Regions from separate parts of the Homo sapiens genome. Here region 1 is linked to region 2. The links are chromatin loops, found by intact Hi-C in ENCODE. Cell type or tissue: K562. All regions are shown on one strand. Each heading gives the region's core, and the rest is flanking DNA. Links, peaks and the distances in the headings are about the cores only.

Region 1 (5,391 bases), core at 123-5,122, 910 kb before region 2:
TCCTACCAATAGGAATTTAAATGTGTAAATTGTATATGTCCCCTTGTGCCAGTCATCCGAACTTTCTAGTTGCTCAAGTTTATTCACTTTACTTTTGGCTTCAGCTCTCAAAGGAGAAAAGAAAGAAAGAAAGAAATGACACTGCCATGCACTGAAAATCTGGGACAAGTACCTAGAAATCTAGGTGACCGGAACATACAGATAATTAGACACAAGCTCTCTAGCTCAGTTGCGGGGAAATCTGCCTTCGGTGAGAGCAGAGCTGTCCTGGGGGCAAGATCCTCCTTGTTGAGGATCATCGGGTATCATCAAAGCCTTTATCAGCTTTAAAAACAAGTTCTGATCATCAGTGAACCAGATTCTAAAAGTAAAAAGCAAGGAATTAACATTTACTGAGTGCCTACTATATGCCAGGCTCCCTGATACATGTTCTTATTTTTCCCATTTTACAGATGAGGAAATGGAGTTCTAAAGATAGTAGGTAACTTTCTTGAAGTCACCTGGCAATGTCAGAGCCAGGATGTGATCACAGGCCTGCTATTCTCCTTACATAAAATGAGCTTAAGTAATCAAGGCCCAGGTGGAGCAGAAACTATACAGGATCCAGTCATCAAAGTTGTCTAGACTGGATTAGCCTCAAATCAATCTAGCATCTGTGAGCTCTCTCTTACATTGAGAGTACCATGCAAGAGAGAGAAAACTCTGAGGCTATTGAAAAATGGTCACTGGTTGGGGGTGTTCCTCTGCATTTTTTACATTAAATAAAGTATAGGTTATAAGACAAAGTGCATGAGAATTAGAACCATTCATTTTCTGATACTGTGTGGCTACCTTGGGTATTTTTGGAGAAGTGGTTGTCTTAAGTCAGCCAAACTCTAACTTGTACTTCTAATTTATAGAATTCATGAACATAGGAACATTAACAGTAACATTAAAGCAAGTACACATTTCAAAGCACATATTGAAGGAAATAAAAGTTTTCTGATAAAATATTAATTCTACATTAATTTTGCATTACTTTTGATTCCTCTCCACATTATAATAGTATGGAGAAATAATTTCAAAAGCCAGAGGAAAGCATCTTATACTTTTTGGGTTTTATTTCTAGGTTTATTTCCAGGTTTCGTTAGAAAACCGCAAAAATTGCTGGGTGTGGTGGCTCACATCTGTACTAGCATTTTGGGAGATGGAGGTGGGAGGATTACTTGAAGCCAGGAGTTCAAGACCAGCCTGGGCAACAAAGTGAGACCCCATCTTTACAAACAATACGAAAATAAGCTAGGCGTGGTGGCACACACCTATAGTCCCAGCCACGTGGGAGGCTGAGGTGGTAGGATCACTTGAGCCCAGAAGTTTGAGGCTGCAGTGAGCTAGGATCATACCACCGCACTCCAGCTTATGTGACAGAGCAAGAAAAATGCAAAAATCAGATTTTTACTACCTTATACTAGTCACTTATTTACTCATCCAAAAGACATTTATTGAATGCCTACTAAGTGACCAGGATTGTTATAGATGCAGAGGATACCGGCGTGAATACTCTACATCCAGGTGCAGGTGGACAGCTGCCAATGAACACACATTTCTTTCCTCCAGTTGACACTCAGTTTCTTCCCCTAAGGACTTGCCTGGTGGGGAAGGCAATTCTGCCCTTTGTTCTTTGGAGCCGTCCCCTCTCCCCATCTGCTGTCTCTGAGGCTTTGCTCCAGCAGCTATCCCACTTCCCTCCTGGATCCTCATCCCTTTCTGCTTGCTGTGTTCCTTCACCATACAAGTCCTGGTCTTATTCTCGATGCCCACTGGCTCTGTAGCTATTTATCTTTTCCTCTTCACAGCCAGCCTGTGAAGATCAATCTACAGTTACTGCCTCTGGCATCTTGGTTCCATTCATTCCTCAAGCTACAGCAATACTGACAGCTCCTTTCACTATGATCACCAAGGCTAAATTGCCTGGCCGCTTCTGACTTCTTATCTTACTAAACCTCTCTGCAGTAGTTGGCATTGCTAACCACTCTCTCCTTGAATTTTCCCTCTCTTGATTTATCTGTTGTTTTTCCCTCCTACCTCTTTGGCCCTTTGTTCTGTCTTTTTGTGGATGCATCTTGTTCTTTTGGTCCCTCTCAACGTTGGTGTTTCTGAGGGACCTATCCTTGGCTGTCTTATTTTCACATTCTACATGTGCCACTCTTTGGCTCTCACCCCACCTCTTACTTCCTTTCCTGCCAAACTTCTTTAAAAGAGTTGCATTTAGCCACTGTCTCCATCTTATCAACATCCATTCAACACCTCGATTCACTGCAATCTGGTTTCTGTTCCCCAAACACGATCAAAATGGATCAAAAACATTCCCTGTTTTCTAACCCAGCAGACACATTTTAGTCCTCTTCTTACTAAGCGAAGAATCTGACACTCCTTCCTTCTTTTGGTGCTCTCAACCATCCCCTGCCCTTCATTCCATCCCTCGGGCCTCTTCAGACTCCTTTACGCGTTCCTGGCTTATGGGCTCCTGCATCTACTCTCATCTCTCAAATATTGTGTTCTCAGGATTTTGCCATAATGTCTCTTCTCACTGTTCCACATTTACCCTGAATGATTTCACCTACCGTTCTGACTTTAAAAATCATCCCTAGGCTGAGGACTTCCAAAAGTACCTCTCAAATCTGGATCTATCTCCTGAACTCCACAGCCATATAACCACCTACTTATCTAATGTGAATGTGCCCAAAATCCCCACAGCTCATCAAGGCTCAAACATAACTCATCTTTGTTCCCAGATTATCCCTCCTCTTGTGATTCTTCCCTCCCTGAATGGGACCACCAGTGACTTAGTTGCTCAGGTCTGAATCCTGAGTGTCTGATATCCAGGGGTCACACTTCCCCTTGAAACACTTTCTTCACTTGGCTTCCAGGACATACTACATTCTCCTTGTTCTCCTCTACCACACTAGCCTCTCCTCAGCCTGCTTTCCCCTAGTCTCTGAATGTGCTCCATGGCTCAGTTTCATTTTCTTCTCTTTTCTATTTATACCCACTCCACTATGACCTAATCATACAATGACCTTTAGCGCCATCTATATGAGAATGACATCCACATTCATAATTCCAGTTTCAGCCTCTCTGTTGAACTCCAGACACATATACTCAGCCACCTATACCAAGCTCTGCTTGGATGTCTAACAGGAAACTCAAATCTACATGACCAAAGCAGAATGCTTTGATTTTCTGCTTCACATCTTCTCTTCCCCAGTTTTCTTCATTTTACCACATGGCACAACCATTCCCCCGGTGACTGAGGCCAATAACTAAGGAACCATTCTTGGCTCTTTTTCTTTTCTTTCCAACTTCCCCTATCCCCTCTATGAATGCTCAGAAAATCCTATTGGCTTTATCTACTGAATGCATCAAACCACCTCTATCCACATCGACAGTTAGCAAGTGGCTTCAAGTCATGATCATCATGCACTTAGTGGCCCCCTGACTGTCTAATCACATCCACTTCTACTCCTTAAAGGTCAATACTCCACCAGCAGCAATGACGATCTAAAAATACAAATTAGATCACATCGGTCCCCTGCCCAACACAGTCTAATAATTTTTCTAAGAGCAAATCCAAACTCCTTTCCTTGACTTTGTCTTATATAATCTGCCCCATCTTCATCTTGAATTTAGTCTCTTACTACTAGTAACTTCTTTCAATTTCCTAAACTTGACATGCTCAAGTTCTTCACCCTTATACTGTCCTCTTTGCTTGGAACTCTCTTCCCCATATCTATGCGTATTTTACTCCCACATATTCTAATGGGAGGGTCAGAAAATGAAACCTAAGTATGCCTTAGGAAGGAAGCTTCATGAGGGTAAGAACAGTCTTCTTCATGCTATATGTCTAGTTGCCCATGGGAAAGTGTATATAATATATGCTCAAAAAAATTTGCTGAGCCCTGAACAAATACACATGAATTGATCCTTCTTTCTTTTTCACTCACACACCGAATAAGTCACCAAGTCCTTTCTTTTTAGCCACTTAAAACTATTTAGAATCTCTTTACTTGTCCTGTTCTGTCTGATCTGATCTGAAAAAAGATCAGATCATGCAAGGGATCTTGCTAAATTACAAATCTCATCATGCTATTCCTACAGTAGAAACTCTCAGAATTAAGCCCAAACTCATGAATATGGCTTATAAGTCAGTCCCTTTGTGATCCGTCATTAGGTACTTTTTCATCTTCTTCTTTGCTCATTTCCTCCTTTAAACTCCATGCTGTCAGTTATACAAGAGTTGTTAGTTTTAGAGATTTGTTGTACAACATTTGCCTATAGTTAACAGTATTGTATTGGGCACTTGAAAATTTATAAGGGTAGAGCTCATGTTAAGGGTTCTTACTGTAAAAAAAAAAAATTTAAAAAACACACAAAACACAACCACAAACTCAATGCTGAAGCCATTCCTTAACATACCATGGTCTTTCTTGACTCATTTATTCACTCCGTCACCCAGGCTGAAGTGCACCTGGGGCTCAAGTGATCCTCCCACCCCAGCCTTCTGAGTAGCTGGGACCACAGGCACATGCCACCATGTCCAGCTAATTTTTTGTATTTTTTTAGAGATGAGATTTCACCATGTTGCCCAGAGTTGTCTTGAACTCCTGAGCTCAAACGACCTGCCCGCCTCGGCCTCCCAAAGTGCTGGGATTACAGGAATGAGCCACCGCTCCTGGCCATGACTCATTTCTTTCTCTTTTCTTTTTTTTGTTTTTGTTTGAGATGGAGTCTGGCTCTGTCACCCATGCTGGAGTGTAGTGGCACGATCTCGGCTCACTGCAACCTCTGCTTCCTGGGTTCAAGCCATTCTCAGTCTTCTGAGTAGCTGGGATTACGGGCACGCACCACCACGTCCGGCTTTTTGTATTTTTTAGTAGAGATGAGGTTTCACCATGTTGGCCAGGCTGGTCTCAAACTCCTGACCTGAAGTTATCCACCCGCCTTGGACTCCCAAAGTGCTGGGATTACAGGTGTGAGCCACTGCACCTGGCTGCCATGACTCATTTCTTTCTACATGTTGTTCCCCCTGTCTGGAGTTCTCATGTCCTTCTCCCTTGTCAGAGTTCAGTTTAGCCAGTGCTTCCTCCAGGAAGCCCTCTCTGGCTCCCTAAATCCAGATTAGGTGCCCCCTGAGGGGCTCCCATACGTCTCTGTATTACCTAATTGTATTGATTACGCTAAAATGCAATTCCTTTCCTTAAGCGCAGGAATTTTTCTCTTTTCTGCTCAGTTTTATCTTCTGCAGCTAGGGTGGTACTTGGCACACAGTAGTGACCCTACAAGTATTTTATGAATTCATTCAAAAATATTTATGGAACACCTTCTGTGTGTAGGCACTATCTCACAAAATAC
Region 2 (5,391 bases), core at 242-5,241:
TTCTAAATAACAAATGGGTAAAAGAAGAAATCTCAAATTAAAAATATTTTGAACTAAAAATGAAAACAAAACATCAAAACTTACGGGAATCAGTAAAATCAGTGCTTAGAGGGAAGTTTACAGCACTGACTGCATGTATTAAAAAAATAGATCTAAAATTATTTAAGCTTTTACTTTAGGAAACTAGAAAAAGAAGAGTAAATTAAGTCCCAAATAATAATAAGAAACAAAACTAAAACAAAAGAAAAAATAAAAAGGAAGTATAGTAGAAATCAATGAAATTGAAACAGGAAATCAATAGAGAAAAATCAATGAAGCCAAAAACTGGTTCTTTGAAAAGATAAATAAAATTGATAAGCCTCTAGCCAGGCTAAGAAAAAAAGAGAGTGGATGCAAATTGCTAATAGTAGAAATGAAGGCGGGGACATCTCTGTAGAACCCATGGAGATTAAAAGGATAATCAAGGAATACTATTAACAACTCTATGCTCACAAATTTAATAACCTAGATGAAATGGACCAATTCTTTTAAAGACACAATATGCCAAAACTCACAGAAGAAGAAATAGACAATCTGAATATGTCCACATCTATTAAATAAGTGGAATCAATAATTAATAGCCTTCTGAAATAGAAAGCACCTGGGCCAGATGGATTCAATGATGCATTCTATCAAACATTTATGGGAAAATTATACCATCTCTACAATGTCTTTCAGAAAATTGAACCAGAGGGCCTACTTCCAATTAGGCCAATGAATGAGTTTATTCTAGGCCAGAATTACCCTAAAACCAAAACTAGACAAATATATTACAAGAAAAGAAAATTTTAGACCGGTGTCTCTCTTGAATATTGCAAGAATTGCAAAAGTCCTGAACAAAATATTAGCAAATCAAATCGAGCAATATATTAAAATAGTTTTATATCACAGTCAAGTGGGATTTATCCCAGCTATGCAAGTTTGAGTCAACATTTGAAAATCAATTAATGTAGTCCACTATATCAACAGACTAAAGAGGAAAAATCAGGCGGTCACATTGATAGATGCAGAAAATGCTTTTGACAAAATTCAACACGGATTCAGGATGAAAAATCCTCAGCAAACTAAGAATAGGGGTAACTTCCTTGAGAAAGAACATGTATAAAAAAACTTGTTGTTAACATCATTACTTAATAGTGAGAAATTAGAGGCTTTCTCACTAAATCAGAAACAAGGTAAGGATGTTCCCTCTCCCAATTTCTTTTCAACACTGCAGTGGAAGTCACAGCATGCAACAATACAAGAAAAGGTATACAATACAAGAAAAGGTATACTGATTGGGAATGAAGAAATAACGCTGTCTTTGTTCACAGATGACATGATCATCTATGTAGAAAATCTGAAAGAATTGACAAAAAGACTCCTGGAACTCATAAGTGATTATAGCAAGTTTGCAGGACACGAGGTTAATATACTAAACTCAATCACTTTCCTGTATACCAGCAATGGACAAGTGGAATTAGAAATTAAACACACAGTATCATTTACATTAACACCCACAGAAAATGAAATACTTAGGTATAAATCTAACAGCATATGCACAAAAATCTATATGAGAAAAACTATAAAACCCTGATGAAAGAAATCAAAGTGCTAAATAAGTATAGAGATATTCCATGTCATAGATAGGAAGACTCAATATTGTCAAGATGTCATTTCTTCTCAACTTATCTATAGATTCAATAAAATCCCAATGAAAATCCCAGCTAAAGTTATTTTGTAGATATTAACAAACTGATTCTAAAGTTTATATGGAGAGGCAAAAGACCTAGAATAGGTAGCTATCACAGTATTGAAGGAGAAGAACAAAGTTGGGGAAGGCTGATATCAACTATATGACATTCTGGGAAAGTAAAAAACTATGTAGACAGTAATAAGATCACTAGTTGCGAGAAGGCTGGGGGAAGAAGTGGCGAATAGACAGAGCAGAGAGGACTTTGAAGGCAGTGGAACTATTCTATGTGATACTATAATGGTGGATACAGCTCATTACACATTTGTCCAAACCCGTAAAATGTACAATACAAAACTGAACTCTAATGTAAACTATAGACTTTGGGTAATAATGATGTCATTGTAGGCTCATTGATTGTAACAAATGTACTACTTTGGTAGGGGTATTGATAATGGGGGAAAGTTATGCATGTGTGGAGAAAAGGAGTATCTGGGAAATCTTGGTACATTCCTCTCAATTTTGCTGTGAATCTAAAACTGACTAAAAAATAAAGTCTTACCAAAAAAAAAAGACGTCCATGCAGTATCTGAAGTTGAACGACACACACACATATCCTCCTCCCAGCCACATACACAAACACGCTCCAAAATGAAGTCCCAAGAGTGGCATGAGTTTTTTTTTTAAACTGGAACTCATTAAGAGTATGATTAATACTCATTATTTTCTTTAAAAAATGGAGTCTATTTTATGTTGCTAGTTTCTAGGTACATTATTAAGAATACTTTACCTCCATCTGCTGGAAATTTTAAGCAATTACAAGTTATCTTGGTCCTTTTTTTCTGAAGGTATTCAATTATCTTCAAAATGTATGGGATAAAAAAAAAAATGTAAGGGAAAAACCTGTCTTTCTGTCCTGAATAATGTTTCTGACACTTCAACATGTCATATTATATCAATTAAATAAAAGAACGACAAAATTACCAATGACTTTTGAATTAGATAATTGCTCTGATTGCTCACATGTGTATCCCATTCTCTGTTCAGATCAGAAATCAGTACAAACTGAATATATTGGATAAATATTGGTTGAACTGAAGAGTGGTTCATCTTGTAACTTTAGTAAGGTTATCCATCTCTAAACCCCCATACTTTCCAAATGTCCTCAAACTTAGGTTCACAGTGCCCTTGACACTGTTGTTGGAGATTTTCGATGTACTTCTAATTTTAAACATTTTTTCCTGCATTTTGGAATTCATATTTGGAATTCCCAGACCAGACCAGCATTATTTTCTCTAACTTTTCATTTTAGTCTCAGTAATGATGATAGTAATAGCTAACATTTATTTAATGTTCTTACCATGTGCTAGGGATAGAGTGATATATAAATATCTGTAAAGCAGGCCATTGTCTCTGTTTACAGAAGAGCTGGAGTAACCTTCCCAAGACAAAAAAGTTAGCAAGTGAAGGAGCTGGCTTCATCAAGTTTTTGTCACTTAGACATTTACCCCCTAATTTTCTTACTTGCTGAATGCAAAGGTTGTATTTTATATGTGGCTAATATGAATTCATAAGGATCGACAACACATACTAAATACCTAATATATGTCAGGCACCCTCCTGGGGCTCTGGTGGAACAAAGATAATTCAAGCACAGTCTCAGCCAAAGATAGTTACATTCTAGTGCTAGATGAAGAAAAGAAAGCAGCAAAAGAAAACCAAAACCAAAATCACATGTGGCTAGTGCACTGGTAGAAGAACACGTGAAGTGGAGTGAGGACAGAGAGGAGATGTCCTTCACCTGGAATAGGAAGGCAGAAAGGGCTTCCCAGGAAAAATGATGCATGAATTGAGGCTTAAGTAAGGTTAGGCAGATGGGGAAGATCATTCCAACCTGAAGAGACTACCTATGTGAAGGGTTGGAGGGGTAGAAGTCCTGCAGTGTGTAGATAGTGTACTGTGGTTAGAGTGAAGGATGGCTTTGCATAGCAGAGACTGGATATGCGGGCAGGAGCCAGATTGCACAGTGCCACGCACAATGAGTTAAAGAGTTGGCTAACTGGTGTAAGATTGTTAGATTTCATATTAAAATCATATTTGGAGTTATTTGCATATTATGTAATTATGCTACATTTTTAGGTGATGTTTTACATAAAGACTGAGAGTGAATAGGTCAAGAAGTTGTGTTCAGCTGCAAGTGACAGATCTGCGATTTTTCGAGGCTTAAGCCTGCGGTATGGTTGCGCTACTGCACTGGTCTAGAACAGACCATTTCCATTGTAGTCTCTGTGACTGGGGCTCCCTGGAGTTGTGCAGCGTGCAAGGTGTTTGGTTGTAAGCGGTGGCCAGGGAGCTCCACAATGCCATCAATCACCTGGACTTGATCTTTCCCCAAACATCCTTAGTGAGTCCTTTATTCAATTCTCACAAGATGGCTGCCGCCCCTCTTGCATAGTGTCCGCCTCCTGGGTTGGGGGAGGGTGAAGGACAGAGGTGCGCCACAGTGATAAGCACATCTGACTAACCAGACCGTGTCACATGATTGTCTGGGCTGCAATCAAACTTCAGAAACAGTTTTTCCTCCCAGCATACTGCCCTGAACAATATCAGATATATATGAACTTGAAGAAAAGGAGAGGACATTGGGTAGACTGTAGCAGTACATACTACACATACTACACACAGTATCAAGCTGCAGCCATTTTTGTTTCTTCAAAGAGAATATTATTTCAAATCATTTTCATATTTATGTTTTCAAGCAAAAGTTATGTATGCTCTACAAATTTCTTTCTAAGCTTTGATATTATTCTTGTTAAAAATCTGCTTTTCCTCTCATATATATAGTATAGATATTTAATCTTTTGGTTTCTTCTTATTTTAGATAAAGCGTTTCTGTCTCTAGCTTCAGACACTGTGGAACCAACTATACTTAATGCCACTAACACTAGCCTCACAATCAGATTACCTCTGGCCAAGACAAACCTCACATGGTATGGCATCACCAGCCCTACTCCAACATACCTGGTTTATTATGCAGAAGTTAATGACAGGAAAAACAGCTCTGACTTGAAATATAGAATTCTGGTAAGATTGGAACTAGTGGTCTTTGTCTTTTCACAAGATGTTCTTTTTTGATATAAAATTATGAGCCATAGTAAAGTATTTCCTATATGTTCTGAAATGGACTAGTACGCAACTTTTTTACAGCTAATGATTCATCAAAACATATTGTGTTCTAGTTTTCTTGACTGGGAGTAAGTTAAGCTTCAAGGAAGTATATCAACTCTTGCCCATTGATGGATTGCCATGGTAACCGTTTTCTGAGTGTCCAGAAAGAATTGGGTTTATTCCCCTCCCTGATTATCTAATTATCCTCAGAGAGAATGATAGAGAATTATTTTTGCAGCCTATGGAGCAGACTGAAGATTGAAGAGTAAGAAATGAACTGGACGGAAAGAACATTGCCTTATACCTCTTCTCCACAGCATTTATCTAATATAAAAATTGTACATTATATTTTGTCTTTTGTTTCCTATGTGCAGAGAAATATACTGCTATGCAGATACTGTTTTTAGTCATCATTGTATGCCTAGCACCTAGCACAGTTAGTGGCACTGTGTAGGCATTCACTAACTATTTCTTGAATGAATTGGCACTATTCATTCAATCATTGAAATGAT

The links. Hi-C counts contacts between places; a loop is a spot of excess contacts. Peaks named below come from ENCODE experiments on the same cell type or tissue, not always from the same donor. Only the 100,000 strongest peaks of a DNase experiment are listed, where the experiment ranks them.
Region 1: a loop joins it to region 2, with 3 times the contacts of the local background. A loop is called at or near these places in 6 of 110 quality-filtered maps.

Annotation. Positions count from the first base shown.
Region 1 is chr6:118,250,332-118,255,722 of GRCh38, reverse strand. The region is part of intron 3 of SLC35F1 (solute carrier family 35 member F1); the gene reads right to left. Among named protein-coding and RNA genes, the nearest start is that of PLN, 300 kb to the left of the region's middle. In K562, for the core only: a CTCF peak has its summit at 3,070; no DNase peak of the experiment used is centred there.
Region 2 is chr6:117,343,464-117,348,854 of GRCh38, reverse strand. It overlaps ROS1 (ROS proto-oncogene 1, receptor tyrosine kinase), which reads left to right. Exons shown (of 44, transcript NM_001378902.1): 28 at 4,593-4,795. Among named protein-coding and RNA genes, the nearest start is that of ROS1, 80 kb to the left of the region's middle. In K562, for the core only: a CTCF peak has its summit at 2,509 (motif pointing left); a DNase peak (open chromatin) is centred at 4,214.